Linked DNA regions of Mus musculus: region 2 is linked to region 1. The links are chromatin loops, found by intact Hi-C in ENCODE. Cell type or tissue: heart. All regions are shown on one strand. Links, peaks and the distances in the headings refer to the core of each region. The heading gives the core; the rest is flanking DNA.

Region 1 (4,385 bases), core at 325-4,324:
CTCTAATTTACATCTCCTGAGTGTGTCAGGACTCTAATGGCCATCACAGCTATTACGAATTATAACATGTGCACTGCAGCCTCCCTTTTTAAAGAAGTGCAAAGGAAAGTTTCCCAGGTATCCAAGGTCAGCCAGCAGTGAGTCAGTAACAGGGTTGGGAACTGCACTAAAACTTCAGTTCCTACTCTTCAAACCACTGGATACTTTCCCAACCCCGAGAGAGGAGAGTCAACCAGCTATTTCCAAACGCTTCGGGAGTTCACTGACAAGAATAAAGACAAGTCAGAAGATTCACCTTGGACCAAAGAAACAAGCTTACGTTTGCACACCATCATTCCTTCCCTTGTCCTCCTAACCGTACAGTGCAACATAAACAGCAGCTGACTTTGGATATAGCCATCCCTGGGAACACGTCCTCTTCAATATGGACAACGTACTTTCCCACTAACTGAACATTTATAAGTGAATCTTCCATCACCTTGTCACATTCCGTTGGAGGTGCTATGGAGTGCATACATTTCCTTACTCTCTCAATGGTCAAAAGTTAAAATAAGCAATTCTTGCCAGTGACCAAAAAATAAAAAAATAAAATAAAATAAAAGCGCCAATAAATTGCTGCTTTTAACGAGACATTTTAAAACTCGATTGCATGCGTCACAGAATTACTGTTAAGTTCTTGGCTGGTTACTTTAAAGTAGCATTTAAGGCCTATCCCTCCCTGTTTGGGACATAGCCTGACTCGTTAGACAAGATAAATCTAGGCACGCTCACACACAACACCTCTGAAGCAACTTAGCCTATTTGAAAACATAATTCCAACCTCCCTAGTCTTGAGTACTCAGCCCTCTTACACTGCAAGGGACAGAATGACCCTCTTCAAAAACCTTTCGGGAGACGGTTCCCTCCGCGGAGACAATGACAGGCGACCTCCCGGAAAGGTTTTTGGAAACAGTGCTGACACCAGGAGAAGTGTCAGTGCGGCAGCAGGTGGAGTAGCCCTGCGTGCCGAGCAGGTCCTTTCTGACCTAGTCTCCAAGTCCTCCGCCTCCCTGTCCCGGTTCCGCCTTACGGACCTTTCCAAGCCGCCTCGCGTCCCGGTTCTCTCACCCAGGGCAGGACTCTCGAGCCTCCCGGGAAGCGAGGCCACCTAAAACGGCCGCCGCACCTCTTCCGGGGACTCGCAGGCCCGCTCCCGGGCGGGATCGGAACCTGACAGACCCCGCCGGGGGAGGAGGCGACCGGCTACTCCCGGGGCATCTCCGCGACCCGGCTCCAGAGCCCCCTCCTCCCCTAGGAGGCAGCGCTGCCGCCGGCGCCTCACTCCCGAAGCCCCCTCTCCTCCGGAGCACCTCAGCGGAGTTACCGGCCCACTCAAAAGTACAAGTGCCGGCCGCCCCCACCGGTCACCCCGGCCTCGCTGTCACCGCCCAGCTCCCGGCCTCGGCCCGCGCCGCCGGCGCGCCCCCGGTGACGCCCGGGTCGGTACCTTGCGGACCCCCTTGTAGATATAGAAGTAGAGCTCCCGGCCCACATTGAAGCAGAGGCGGTCGCCGTTGCCAGACTGGTCGTTGAGGTTTACGAAGGAGACGCGGACAGGGTTGGATCCCTGCGAGTTGAAGGGCACCCGGTTGGGCCGGCTGTACTCCGAGTGCTGCAGCAGCTTGTACAGACCTTCCCGGGTGGTGAATTGGGTCTTAATCTCGTTCATCTCCTTCCCTCCTCCCTCCGTCGCCATCTTGGAAAGCAGCGTTCATCCTGCCCTAAGTGCCCGGATCACGCCCACCGCGCAGGCGCCGTCCTCGGCCGCTCGCTTTCTCCACTCCCCACCCCCTTCTCCGCGGCCCCGCCCACTGGCGAGCCAGCCCCCACGAAGGCGGGCCGAAGCGAAGGGGGCGGGCTAGTTTTTAATGGTCCAACTGCGCACGCGCGCTCACCTGGCGCGCTCCACCCGGAGGGGCGTGCGCAAGCTCCTCCCCTGGGTGCCGCCCTCCTGGTGCGGGTCGAAGCGAGCGCGCTGAGCGTTGGTGCGGGGCTCCTGTCTCGCTCTGCAGCTTCGCTGAGGGACCCGATCCCTAAGAGACGCCACCGCGTTGGCCTTGGCCAGCTGGTGGTCCCGGCAGAGCCTGAGGCGAGCAGTGAAGTCCGGTGTTTGGACGTGTATGTCCCAGCTGTCCGCGATCCTCCCTGGGAAGCTAGGGAGGACTCCGACGGTCCGCTTGGGTGCGGGGTACCGATGCCTGGTGACAAGCCCCTCTACGTCTCACAGAAGATATCGATGGATTGGGCTTTATTACAGCTCAGGGTTTGGTTTGGTTTGGTTTGGTTGGGTTGGGTTGGGTTTTGTAGGCGGGGTGGGAAGAACCGCATGAATGTACAGGACTTGTGTTTTCAAGTCTCACCTGAAACCTTCCTGGTGAGCATTGGCTTGTTCTTGAGAAAGTAGGTTCTGTCGGAACTTCTGTCTCCTGTGCCTCTTAATAAAGGTTAAGCTAATTGATTTTCTTAAAGCCTCAAACGGAACCTGAAGTTGTTTGCCAGGAGAACCATCGAGTTGTGCTGAATATCCTGTACAAAGTATTAGGTGAAGGCAAGCGCACACATTAAAGTAGGACCTAACAGTCACCATTTGATGCTTCGATTTCTGGGTGTGTGCACTGGAATACAAAGGCTTCTAAAGTGATAAACGTTAAAATAGAATTCTAGAGCGGAGAAAATGTTACACGAAGAATGACCTATCCCTGAGAAATCCTGTCTGTAGAGCGAGCCCAGTACACTGTGGGCACCTGTGCTTCCAGACAGAAGGAATGCCTGAGCCCGGAGCTGGGAGGCTGCTACCCGAGCCCACAGACCGAGACTCCAACCTCACAAAAATTAATTGTACACAAGGGGGAGTGTTCTAAAGAAGTATAAATCATAGCCATTTTATGTAGTGGGAAGCAAGTACAGACACAGTAGAAACTGTGCCAGTGATGTAATAAGGCATTTGACTAACATCCTGTAGAACTGGCAAAAGAAAAAAAAAAAAGCACTACAGTAAATCCTTTTTTTGTTGTTTTTGTTTTTGATACTGTATTTCACTAAATAGCCCTGGCTGTCCTGGAACTCAACCAGAGATTAGGCTCCAACTCAGAAATCCATCTGTCTTTAACTACCAAGTGCTGGGCTTAATGGCATGAACCACACACCCAGCTTTAAAATCCTTTTTTTTTTTTTTTTTTGGTGGTTTTTTTTTTTTTCTTTTGGTGTTTTTTTGAGTTCTGGATCAAAGGCATGTGCCACCATCACCTGACTTTAAAAGTCTTCTTAATACATCCCTAGAATGCACTTTAAATTTCATTTTGTTGTTATTTGTCTTTTCCTATGAATGCAAATTTGTCTTTTCCATAAAATGCAAATATGGATCACAACTCTTAAAAATACTAGGGGGTGTTCAGTGGATAATCCCAAGCTCCCATAGCTATGCTATTTTGTACCAAAAACATGTTTATAATGGTCATCTTGAAGGATAAATAACAGCCTGAATTATCTAAAAAGAATTCAGTTTGAATTTCTAGTTAATGGGGGAAAATATACTTTGGGAGGGGACACCTCAGCCAGCAAAAACTGAAAAAAAAGTATATTGACCTTCAACCATAATATTAAATTTCCCATGAGACCAATATACTACTGAGTATGATGACATATGCTTTAATTTCAGCATTTAGGAGGGCGAGACAGATAGACATTAAGGCTGTCCTGAGTACTACACAGCCCACAAAGGGCCACATACTGAAACTTTGTCTTAAAAAAGTAAAAGACCACTATGCCTTAAGATTTACACTGGGAGCTGGAGAGATGGCTCAGCAGTTAAGAGCACTGGCTGCTCTACCAGAGGTCCTGAATTCAATTCCCAGCAACCACATGGTGGCTCACAACCATCTGTAATGGGATCTGATGCCCTCTTCTGGTGTGTCTGAAGACAGCGACAGTGTACTCATATACATACAGACATACATACATCATATATAAATATTCTTTTGTTTGGTTGGTTGGTTTTTCAAGACAGGGTTTCTCTGTGTAGCCCAGGTTAGCCTCGAACTCAGAAATCTGCCTGCTTCTGCCTCCTGAGTGCTAGGATTAAAGGTGTGTACCACCATGCCCGGCTACATACATAAATATTCTTAAAAAATATTTATATTAGAGTTTGTTTGTTCCTGTACAAACTGAACATTTTGCTTTGCCAGACATGGTAGCATCCTCCTGGGATGCTGTCATTCCTACAGACTGAGAAAGGAGGATGGAGGACCCAAAGCCAGCCAAGCATCACACCTGTGATAGCAGTGCTCGGGAGGTGGGAGCCGAAGGATGGAGTCAGGAGTTCAAAACCATCCTCAGTCATGTGTGAT
Region 2 (4,385 bases), core at 222-4,221, 290 kb after region 1:
GTAAAAATTGTTGAAGGGCTGGCTGTGGAAGGCAGTCAGACACGAGTGGGCCCCAGGAAAGGCGTCACGATCCACTGTTCAGAAAGGGCAGGCAAAGACTGGCACAGCCGATCCTATCTACTGGTATTTCAGGAACCTTTTGGATTTCTGCTTTCAGCTCTAGGGAGGGCAACAGATTTGCTGGGATGAACCACCTGCTGCAGAGGAGGGAGGCACAGAACACACCAAATTGAGGGGGGGGGGAAGACAACCTGGAGCTAAAATAACCCCTGCAGATTATCTTCAGGGCAGAATTTAACTCATTCTAATGAAGCTTTCGGGAAGAAGAGGCCGAACAGCCACAAATTAGAAATGTCTGTGGTAAAATCTCAACGATCCGGCTCTGGAGAGGGGAGACTTAAGGAGCAGCTTCCAGGTGCCCTGAAATTAAAGCCTGAGCCTCTTCGCTTGGGCACTCTAGTTCCAAGACAATGAGATACAAAACAAAGCCAAAAAAGGGGGGTCAAGGGGCCTGCCCTGAAAATCCCCCAAGGGCACAACTCTATTAAGGATCACAGATTCCACCAAATGACCCAAGGGATCATTCCAGATATTCTTGAAATAAGCCAAAGCCAGGAAGCAAGAAAAGTCAGGATTCACCAAAGAGGATGGAGGAGCTTGTGGGAAAGGAAATAGAAGACTGTTTAAAAAAAAAAAAAAAAGTACCCAAATTAGAGCCACCAAAACACATCCACACTTAGTTGAAAAGGACCAGACATCAGCAGAAGAGAAGCTTGCCCAGGACACCAGTTCGAGGCTGCAGCAAGGAAAGCAAGGACCGTGGAAGTCACTGAGAGAGCCAGAGACACAGAAAAGGAACGAGGGGGCAGACCCTAAAGCTAGAGACTCCATTTAAGACCAGTTCACTGGGAGGGCTTGAGCTCTGTTAGAAGCCACAAAACTGTTTTTAAAATGTCAGTTTCGCTGTGCACACTTTAATAAAAGAGTGGGGGGGGGGATAAGTAACTCATAAGAAAAGACTTCAGAAACACTTTGGTTTGTAGAGCCTCCGTGTTAGACCCTAGATTAAAGGCTGATCAAGAATAACAATGAGCTTGTCCAGAGGTTACCTCTGTTTCTGCTGTATCTTGTCCTTCTTTTGGACCTTTTCCACTTTTCACCGGTTTTGGTGGTTCCTGGGAATCATCACAAAACAAAAACAAAAAAACAAAAACAAACAACAACAAAAAACCATTAGTGTTCTCAATATTTGGACCGCTAAGCATCAGCTCAAATGCAGTTTCTAAATTGATACATATCACTGAGAGCTTCTGATGGCTTTAATATGTCAGCAGCAAACTACATCATATTGAGTATATTCACAATACCAGCAGCCTTCAAATTCCGTTTCTCTTCATGTCTGTGTTGGGGGGCGGGGGAGGGAGGTGAAAACTCCAGGTAGGGACACGTAACCCCAGCTCTCGGCCCATCCCTTTCTCCCCTCCCACCCTTAAACCTCACAAGTGAGGGTTTCTGGGGCGAGTCCGGAACGCTCCAGCACCCCAGCCCCCGCCACGCAGAGCACTGCACGGAGCATCAGCCGCCACCCAGAGCGACCGCGGCACCTCAGCGCCACCTCAGAGCCTGAGCGGCCTCCCCAGCTCCATGCAATCCTGCCAGCGCCCTGGGCCCGCCCGCGAGCCTGGACGACCTGCCGCCCCGCCCCTACCCGCCGACGCGGGGACCCCAGACCCGGTCCCGGAGCCCCCGGCCCCGACTCACTTTCTCCTTCTTGTTTTTATTCGGCATGGCTGGTGCGGGCCGCCGCCGCCGCCCCTGCCTCCGCCCGCCGCCACTGCCGCTGCAGCAGCAGAAGCGCCCCCGGCCCGGCCGTCGCGCCGCCCCGGCCGCCGCCGCCGCCGCTGCAGCCGCCGCCCGGGGACTGAGTCGCTCGTCCGCTCTCGCTTCCCCTTTTCCAGGCTCCCAGAGGCTGCGGCAGCCGCGGCGGCGGCGGCGGCGGCGGCAGCGGCGGCGGCGTCTCTCCGCCCCTCTCCCGGCAGGCCCCGCCCCCGCCCCAGGCCCCGCCCCGCGCCGGCCCCACGCTGCCCTCTCCCCGCCTCGCCGCCCTCAACGACGCCACGCCATTGGCCGACACGGCCCCACGTGCCCTAACGCTCCGCAGCGTCGCCCCGCCCACTGCGCGGCCTGTCCCCACCCCCTCGGTGCGGACCGGCTCGTGTGCCGGGCTGTGAAGGTTTTGGTGGAGCCATCAGGGAGGGAGCTACTGGGGAGAGGGAGGCGTGTGCGGACAACGGAGGTGATAAAGTCACGGCCGCTGAGCCGGGACGGGGAGGAGAGCAAAGGACAGTGAGGAGCGGGAATGCACATGTGAGATGTATGGCGACTATTCTGTAGCCTTCCAGGCACGAAAAACTCTACCCCATAAGCCTGGTAGCGGTGACGCTCGTGCAGTGCGGAGGAGACCCGGGACCGCGCGAGCGGCGGTTTCCTTGGGCCATTAGGCCCCGCCCACGAAGGCAATGCTGCTGGCTCCGGGGTACGCTCCGCCCACCGCACGCCTCAGAGGCGGGGCTCGCCTCAGCCCCGCCTATAGAGTCCACGCCTCTCCTTTCGTCCCCGCCCACGCGAGCAAAGGAACTCTCCCCAGAGCAGACTCTGCCCACGGCGGTCCAAGTGTAGACTGCCTAGTTCCCCTGTGGTCCTGCACGCCGAAATTTCTCTGTTCCAGACTCACCCGCAAGGCAACCGGCTTCCCCAATGTAGGCACCGCCCACCTTACGTCTTAGGGATTGGATCCACCTAGGCCGAGCCCATCAGCTGCTCACTCTGAGACTCTACCTGCACACTGCCACCCATCGCCCCGGCCCACCAGGGAGGTAGTCAGATCAGTGTAGGCTTTTTTTCCGAGCCCATTACGTCTGAGCAGCCCTGCGTCTTTGTTATTCTTTAATTACCAGTGGTCGTTAGCCTGTGAGAAAACTGCATGAAGACCAGGGATCACTTGATTCTCTCACTTCTCTAGTAGCTCTTTATGAGGGAAGAAGCTAATTCGCTACTTATACAGTCCTGTTTTTGGAGTTGTCAGTGTCTGACATCCTATGCTAAGGGGGAGCACTCAGAAGGAAGACTGTAGGAGTGAACTGTTTCGAGTGCAGGAGACTTCAGGCGCTCACTCATGATTTAGGAGGTGCCTTCGTCATAAGCTTTGAGCCTGCTAGACAAACGCTGGAGACTTCAGCTACGTACCCAGGCCAAGGCACTGAAAAATCGATGTATCTTAACCCTTGGTTTTTGTTTGTTTTTGTTTTAACTCTTGTAAATGCCAAGCAAAGCATTTTTGGTTGTTCTCACCCAAGCTCTGTGGGGGTTAAAAAAAGAGAGATTTATCAAAACCCAGAGGTGCTGTAGGAGGTTCTGAGAGTAAGTTGTGTCTGCTGGTGTCTGAATGTTCACCAAAATAAAACTAATCTGCAGATAATCGTGACAGACTGGAATGGGTATTTTTACAGAATGGGTATATGACAGAATCTTAAGTGGATTAATACTTTCCTTGAAACAAATAATTAAAAAAAATACCACGAGTTACTTTGAAATTTTAAAATTAGGCGCTATCAATGTAGTAAGCATGGTACAAATTTAAATCAGGAAAGAGTAAGTAGATCTGAAGTTACTGCGTTTTGGCCATGGAACAAGGAGGAGTCTGGGCTTTCAAGGAAATACGCTGATTTCATGAAATACGCCGGTATCATGGCATGACCCAGGATTGCACATCCTTGATCCATTTGACAGACATTTGCTGGACATCCATGATGTTCAGTACAGCACAAAGAGCCCCTTAGTGAGCAAGGTGTCTGTCTCCCTTGTTCCCTGAGAAGTCACATGCCTGGATGGGAACAAGAAGCCCTGTGCCATCCTGCAGGATGGGTGGCAAGTCCGAAGGAAAGGGGTGGAGATGGTCTAATTCAGGGACAGGATAACGGGAGGTGCAAGATGTTTCCTTGTGGCTGGAGAGGAAAGGGGAAGGACAGTTCCTGAACTAAGGCGAATGGCTTGACGGGAGCTGGGCTGGTCTTTCAGCACAGTGAAGGCTGCAGGAGTATGTGTAGCTGGATGCTGACATGTCCTGGCTGTTGTACAACAGTGTCCATGAGATGGAAACATTCTGTCCTTCAGGGAAGCTCCTTAAACAGGAAAGTAAACAGCACCATAGCTTCAGAAAGTGCCCGAAGCTGACCAGATTCTCTAGGCCCCTCCCTGCTGGATAGCCAATAAAGGCTGAGAGCCTCCCTCAGAGGTAGGAAGCCGGGAAGAAGACTCACACCAGACTAGTTGCCAGGAAGAGGTTTAGACCAACTGAGGCACCTGGAAAGGACACCCTCTCATGA

What was found. Hi-C counts contacts between places; a loop is a spot of excess contacts. Peaks named below come from ENCODE experiments on the same cell type or tissue, not always from the same donor. Only the 100,000 strongest peaks of a DNase experiment are listed, where the experiment ranks them.
Region 2: it touches region 1 in a loop (2.4-fold over the local background); 1 of 42 quality-filtered maps calls a loop at or near these places.

What each region holds. Positions count from the first base shown.
Region 1 is chr12:110,735,379-110,739,763 of GRCm38, reverse strand. Wdr20 (WD repeat domain 20) reads right to left here and starts at 1,764. Exons shown (of 3, transcript NM_027149.4): 1 at 1,487-1,764. The coding sequence starts at 1,735. In heart, for the core only: no CTCF peak of the experiment used is centred there; a DNase peak (open chromatin) is centred at 1,843; H3K4me3 peaks cover 2,560 bases; H3K27ac peaks cover 1,565 bases.
Region 2 is chr12:110,444,762-110,449,146 of GRCm38, reverse strand. Ppp2r5c (protein phosphatase 2, regulatory subunit B', gamma) reads right to left here and starts at 1,923. Exons shown (of 16, transcript NM_001373949.1): 1 at 1,762-1,923; 2 at 1,110-1,175. The coding sequence starts at 1,788. In heart, for the core only: no CTCF peak of the experiment used is centred there; DNase peaks (open chromatin) are centred at 1,656, 2,166 and 2,576; H3K4me3 peaks cover 2,548 bases; H3K27ac peaks cover 1,599 bases; H3K27me3 peaks cover 352 bases.